Regions from separate parts of the Homo sapiens genome. Here region 2 is linked to region 1. A link is a loop called in an ENCODE intact Hi-C map of the cell type or tissue named here. Cell type or tissue: GM12878. All regions are shown on one strand. Each heading gives the region's core, and the rest is flanking DNA. Links, peaks and the distances in the headings are about the cores only. Region 1 overlaps MACROD2 (mono-ADP ribosylhydrolase 2). Region 2 overlaps MACROD2 (mono-ADP ribosylhydrolase 2).

Region 1 (2,918 bases), core at 287-2,786:
AAATGTTTTGTGTGTAAAACAACATAATAAAAGAAAATCCTGCTACTTGACAGGGTTTCCTTTAATGGAAAGCCTTTTTCACGCCCATAAACACTTGATGCCCACATCTGTTAGAGATAAAATGAGAGTATAACTTCCCTTTTGGATGAAGATCTTCAGGGTTCTGAGAGCCCATATAACATGCTTAATGGAGACAGCAAAAAATGCCGTAGATAAAGTTTCCCTGATTAAATTAGTACTCTATTGAAATTTAAAATTTTATGGACTGCCTCAGGTACTTTATATATGGCTTTGGGAGTATGTTTATATTTTAATTCTGTGTATAGCTTGCTGTTGTCATTTTAGGAAGTCAAAGAGCCATCTAGACTTGTAGTTTTTTGAGGAACCTCAATATTATTCTTTATAATGGCTGTACTAGTTCACAATCCCAACAGTGTATAAGGGTTCACTTTTTTTGCATCCTTACCCGCAATTGTTTTTTTTTTTTTTTTTTTGTCTTTTTGATAATAGCCATTCTAACTGTGGTGAAATGATACCTCATTGTGGTTTTGAGTTGCATTTCCTTGGTGATTAACAATGTTGAACATTTTTAATATATTTCTTGACCATTTCTGTATGTCTTCTTTTGAGAAGTGTCGTACGGATCATTAGCCCGTTTTTAAATCAGAGTCTGTAGAAGCTAAAAAAGTTGACCTTATAGAAGTAGAGAGTAGAACAGTGGTTACTAGAGGCTGAGAATTAGGTAGTAGGGTTGGAGGGTTAGTGAGAGACTTGCTAAAGAATACAAAATTAGAGCCTGATAGGACAAATAAGTTCTAGTGTTCTATAGTATTATAGGGTGGCTACAGTAAACAATTATATATTTTCAAATAGCTAGAAGAGAGGATTTATGTTCTCTACACAAACAAATATTTGAGGTGATAAATATGCTAATTATCCACATTTGATCTTTAATACATTGTATGTATTAAAACTCTGTACATACCTCATAAATATTATAATATATTTTGTTTTTTCTTTTGGAAATGAGGTCTCCCTCTGTCACCTAGGCGGGAGTGCAGTGGTGCAATTATAGCTCACTGCAGCCTCCAACTTCTGGGCTCAAGCAATCTTCCCACCTCAGCTTCCCGAGTAGCTGGAACTACAGGCTTGTGCCATCATGCCCAGCTAATTTATTTATTTTTATTTTTTGTAGAGGCAGGGTCTCAGTATGTTGCCCAGGCTGGTCTCAAACTCCTAGTCTCAAGCAATCCTCCTACCTCAGCCTCCCAAAGTGCTGGGATTACAGACATGAGCCACCACACCTGGCCTATAGGTACAGTTATTATTTCAATGTTTTTAAAAGTCTTCTATATTAAAAAACATTTAAAAAGATTTTCCCAGAAAAGCAATGCTATTCACTTATTAGATAGCGGGAGCCTGGAAAAGCCAGCCTGCTCCTCCCGTTCACCGCCATCTGCAGGGCCACCACAGCCCGACTTTGCGGTGCACCGCCCCCTGGTGGTTCCTCCTCTGCATGGAAAGCCAGCCTCCCTAGGTGCTTTTCCTATAGGTGGGGATAATAAGATTCCTCGGTTCTTTGCCATCAAAGAACCCTGTAATACCTATCCACTCCTCTCAGAGAAAAACTCCTGGCATTATTCAATGAATTTATTATTATTATTATTTTTAGAGATAGGGTGTCACTCTGTTGCCCGGGTTGGAGTGCAGTCATAGCTCACTGCAGCTTCAAACTCCCAGGCTCAAAAGATCCTCCCATCTTAGCCTCCTGAGTTGCTTAGACTACAAGTATGTGCTACCATGCCCAGCTAATTTATTTATTTATTTGTAGAGATGAGGTCTTGCTATTTTGCCCAGGCTGGTCTTGAACTCCTGGCCTTAAACAATCCTCCTGCCTCAGCTCCCAAAGTGCTGGGATCACAGGTGTGAGCCACCAAGTCCAGTCTACCATGCCCAGCTAATTTATTTATTTTTTATTTGTAGAGATGGGGTTTTGATATTGTGCCCAGACTGGTCTTGAACTCCTGGCCTTAAGCAATCCTACTGCCTCGCTCCCAAAGTGCTGAAATCACAGGTGTGAGCCAGCATGCTGGGCTCAAGTCGAGGCATTATTGAACAGGGTCTGGCTCCCTCTCTGGTGAGACCTCCCACTATCTTCTCCTCACTTGCTCTGTTTCCGCCTCCCTGACTTCCTTGCTGTTTCTCCAGCATGTCTGTGCTCTGTCCCCACTTCCCAGGATGCTCTTTCCCCTACCTGCATGGCTAATTCCCTCACATCCCTCAGTTGCATCACATGTCACCTTCTCAGCCAAGCCCTCCCTGACCTCCCTATCCCCAGGCTCCTGGTCCTCCTTACCCAAATTTTTCTTCCTTCCATAGTCCTTATTTTCCTACAAATTATATAATTTGCTTTTTACTATGGGTATTATTTATTGTCTGTGTCTCCCACCAGGAACTAAGCTGCACAAGGGCAGGGGAACTGGGTCTTGAATAGGCCATGATATACAGTAGTCTCAACATGTATTTTGATGAATAAATAATATATTAATTAATAAATGCCTGAGTAAAATAACGATTTCAAATCTCCAATACTATTACAATGCCTCTTCTGGCAGAAGTGCAGAGCTCCTCATTCTCATCTCAGGACCACTGCATTTTCTGCTTCTTCTGCTTGAAACACTTTTCCCTCAGAACTTGGTGACACTGCGTCCCTCTCCACAACTGAGTTTAAGCATCACTGCCTTTAAGAGAAGAACTCGGTGACCACTCACACCATGCAGCCTTTGCTCTTCACCCTCTATTCTCTATGGCATTTGCTTTCTCATCTTTCTTATCACACTAATAAATATCTAAAGGGATTTTTTTTTTTACGTTTTGTAAGTATTTGTTGTTTTTGTTATTGTTGAGACAGAGTCTCA
Region 2 (2,918 bases), core at 93-2,592, 190 kb before region 1:
TCCCTTAGCCCAGTCTATTCTCAACACAATAACCAGAAGATTTCTTTTAAAATATAAGTTAGAGCACGTCCTATCTCTGCTTAAAATGCTCTCTTCCCATTTCACTGAGAGAAGCAGTCAAAGTTCTTACAGTGGCCAACAATGCCCAAGGCAGTGATTCTCAAGATATAATCTCCATCGTAGGGCATCACCTGGAAGATTATTGGACGTGAAGATTCTCAGCCCCACCCCCAAACCTACTGAATCAGAGACTTTGGGGGTGAGACCCTGAAATCTGGGTTTGACACACCCTCTGGTGATTCTCATGCACACTCTAGTGCGGAACCCACCCCTCTCCAGGATAGGCCTCCAGTGACCTCTCCAGTTACTCTCCTCCCCTTCACTCTCTGTTGCTGCTGTCACATGGACCTTCTTGCTTTTTATTAGGGTAAGTCAGACGCCTCGATCATTGGGGCTTTAGCATTTTGTGTTTCCGCTGTTGTTGTTTCTTTTTTTGAGACAGTCTCACTCTGCCACGATCTCGGCTCACTGCAACCTCCGTCTCCCGGGTTCCAGCGATTCTCCTGCCTCAGCCTCTGAAGTAGCCGGAATTACAGGCGTGCGCCACTACGTCTGGCTAGTATTTGTATTTTTAGCCTCGAACTCCTGACCTCGAGTGATCTGCCCGCCTCGGCCTCTCAAAGGGCTTGGAATACAGGCGTGAGACACCGCACCCGGCCCACTTACTGTTTCCTCTACTGGAACACTCTTTTCCCAGAGAGCTGCCTGGCTTACCCCTTTATGCTTTTCAGGTTTCTTCTCAAATAGAAACTTAATAATCAGAGAGATCTAACATATTTTAAAACCCAACCCAGCTGTCTCCTAATTTCCCCCACCACACACACAGGCTCACTCCCACACTCATACACACTTGGGCATTTCCTAGCTCCTCCCCTGCTTGATTTTTCTCCATGGCTCTTGGCATGACGTCTCCCATGAAGTTGTTGTCACAATGTCAGCTACGTCTGCAGTCATCTGGGGGCTTTCTTGGGACTGGAGGATCTGACTCCAAGACGGTTCACTCACATGACTTATATCTTGGCGCCGGCTGCCAGCAGGGGGCCTCAGCTCCTTGCCATGAGAACCTTTTCACAGAGCTGGGGTCCTCATACATGGCGGCTGCCTTACCCCAGAGCAAGTGATCCGAGAGGGCGCAAGGTAGAAGCCATCTTTTGTGACCTAAACTGTCACACATTAGCATGAGATATGGTGGCCCAGAACCTCAAGATATGCTACTGTCCAATTCCTGACTGACAGAAACTCCGAGATAATAATTGCTTATCGTTGGTTGAAGCTTTAGGATAAATTTTCAGGCAGCAATAGATAAATAATTTATTAAACATTGTATCCATTTTTTATCTGCCAATCCCCAATGCCACATACCCTAGAATAAAAGCCCCAAGAGAGTAGAGGCCTCTATTTTATATATAGAATATAAGCCCCAAGAAAGCAGGGGCTTATAATATATTAATACATATATTATATATTATATTGTGTTCAGGGCTTAGAACAATACCTACACCGTCAAATGGTAGGCATTAACAAAAGTATGTGGAATGAGTGCTTGGAGAAACTGGATGGTGGGCAGCTATGCTGATGTGGTTGGAGGATGCAGTGGATGTTTCTGCAGTAGCATCATTTTGCACAACTATAGAGGACCTCATGCACACTGAATTCCATGTGAGTGGAGACTTCTGGGAGCACAGCTCCATGCAAAACTAATTTTGACCTTGTGGATCGCTGGAAGGGCTTTGGGGGACCTCCCCCAGGGTTCCATTGGCCATATTTTGAGAAACACTTATCAGGGAAAGAAGACTACAGGCAGTAAGAATAGCCCAGCCTCAGAAGAGAGATTCTTGGTCCCAGAATCTTACAGAAATAGCTGAGAGTCAACAGATCTCAAGGGACCATGAGGACCAAACAATGACTGTCTCAGTGGCAAGCTCTGAACTGAGGGCCGATAACTAGAGACCACCTCTTTCCTCATGCCCCTGACCTAATCTGGTACCCTCCTTAAAGTTTTAGAGACAGTTAAGTAGAGATTGAGAAATGGTTGAGATGTGTGGTTGTGTAAATATTGGAGATAGGCTGCTGATGCTCCTTGACTTAAGATGGGGCTATGTCCTGATAAACCCATTGTAGGTTGAAAATACTGTAAGCAAAAATGCATTTAATACACCTAACTTGCACAGATGGGCATTTTGTAGACATGATGAAATGTGAAAACACAAAACAATATCCAAAAACTGCTGACAACACAGGCCACTCTAGAGTGCGGTATCAGTTGTTTACCGTCGTGATGGTGCGGCTGACTGGGGGCTGTGGCTCACTGCACAGCATCATGAAAGACTATCACATCGAGAGTCCAGGAGAACATCAAAATTCAAAACCAAAGATTTCTACTGAATGCCTATTGCTTTCACACCATCAAGTCAAAAAATCCTAAATCAAACCATTGTAAATGGTGGACCTTCTGTAGTTTCTTGGGAATCTGGACTTGAAGATAAGGGGAATAGAGATCAGGAAGATGAAGACAGACTGGAAGAAAGTCCCTTTGGGACTGGAATTAGTGCAACTGGGGGCTGGGGTGGGGAGGCATGCAGAGTGTGCTGAGTGAACCTAAGGGAAAAAGGAGAGAGACAAACCCAGCTAGATGTGCGATGCAAGCAATGCATTTAAAAATGTATCTCTGCTTGCAAAAGTATTTTGTTCACATTAAAAGGAATTTCAAGCATTAATAAGCAAGGTAGGGGAGTCTTTGGTGGGAGGGAGCTCTTCTTGTTTCAAATTCAATATACTCACTGACCAGCTCTTCTGTCTACTCAATGTGCCCGGTGTTTTCCATAAATCATCTTATTTAAATTGCCCTGCAGTCCTGC

Evidence for each region. A loop is a pair of places that touch in the nucleus more often than their neighbours do. Peaks named below come from ENCODE experiments on the same cell type or tissue, not always from the same donor. Only the 100,000 strongest peaks of a DNase experiment are listed, where the experiment ranks them.
Region 2: a loop joins it to region 1, with 10 times the contacts of the local background. A loop is called at or near these places in 2 of 110 quality-filtered maps.

The regions. Positions count from the first base shown.
Region 1 is chr20:15,707,771-15,710,688 of GRCh38, reverse strand. The region is part of intron 8 of MACROD2 (mono-ADP ribosylhydrolase 2); the gene reads right to left. Among named protein-coding and RNA genes, the nearest start is that of MACROD2-AS1, 780 kb to the right of the region's middle. In GM12878, for the core only: a CTCF peak has its summit at 1,496 (motif pointing left); no DNase peak of the experiment used is centred there.
Region 2 is chr20:15,900,895-15,903,812 of GRCh38, reverse strand. All of the region lies in intron 10 of MACROD2 (mono-ADP ribosylhydrolase 2), which reads right to left. All of the region lies in intron 1 of LOC613266 (a long non-coding RNA gene), which reads left to right. Among named protein-coding and RNA genes, the nearest start is that of KIF16B, 670 kb to the left of the region's middle. In GM12878, for the core only: a CTCF peak has its summit at 1,099 (motif pointing right); no DNase peak of the experiment used is centred there.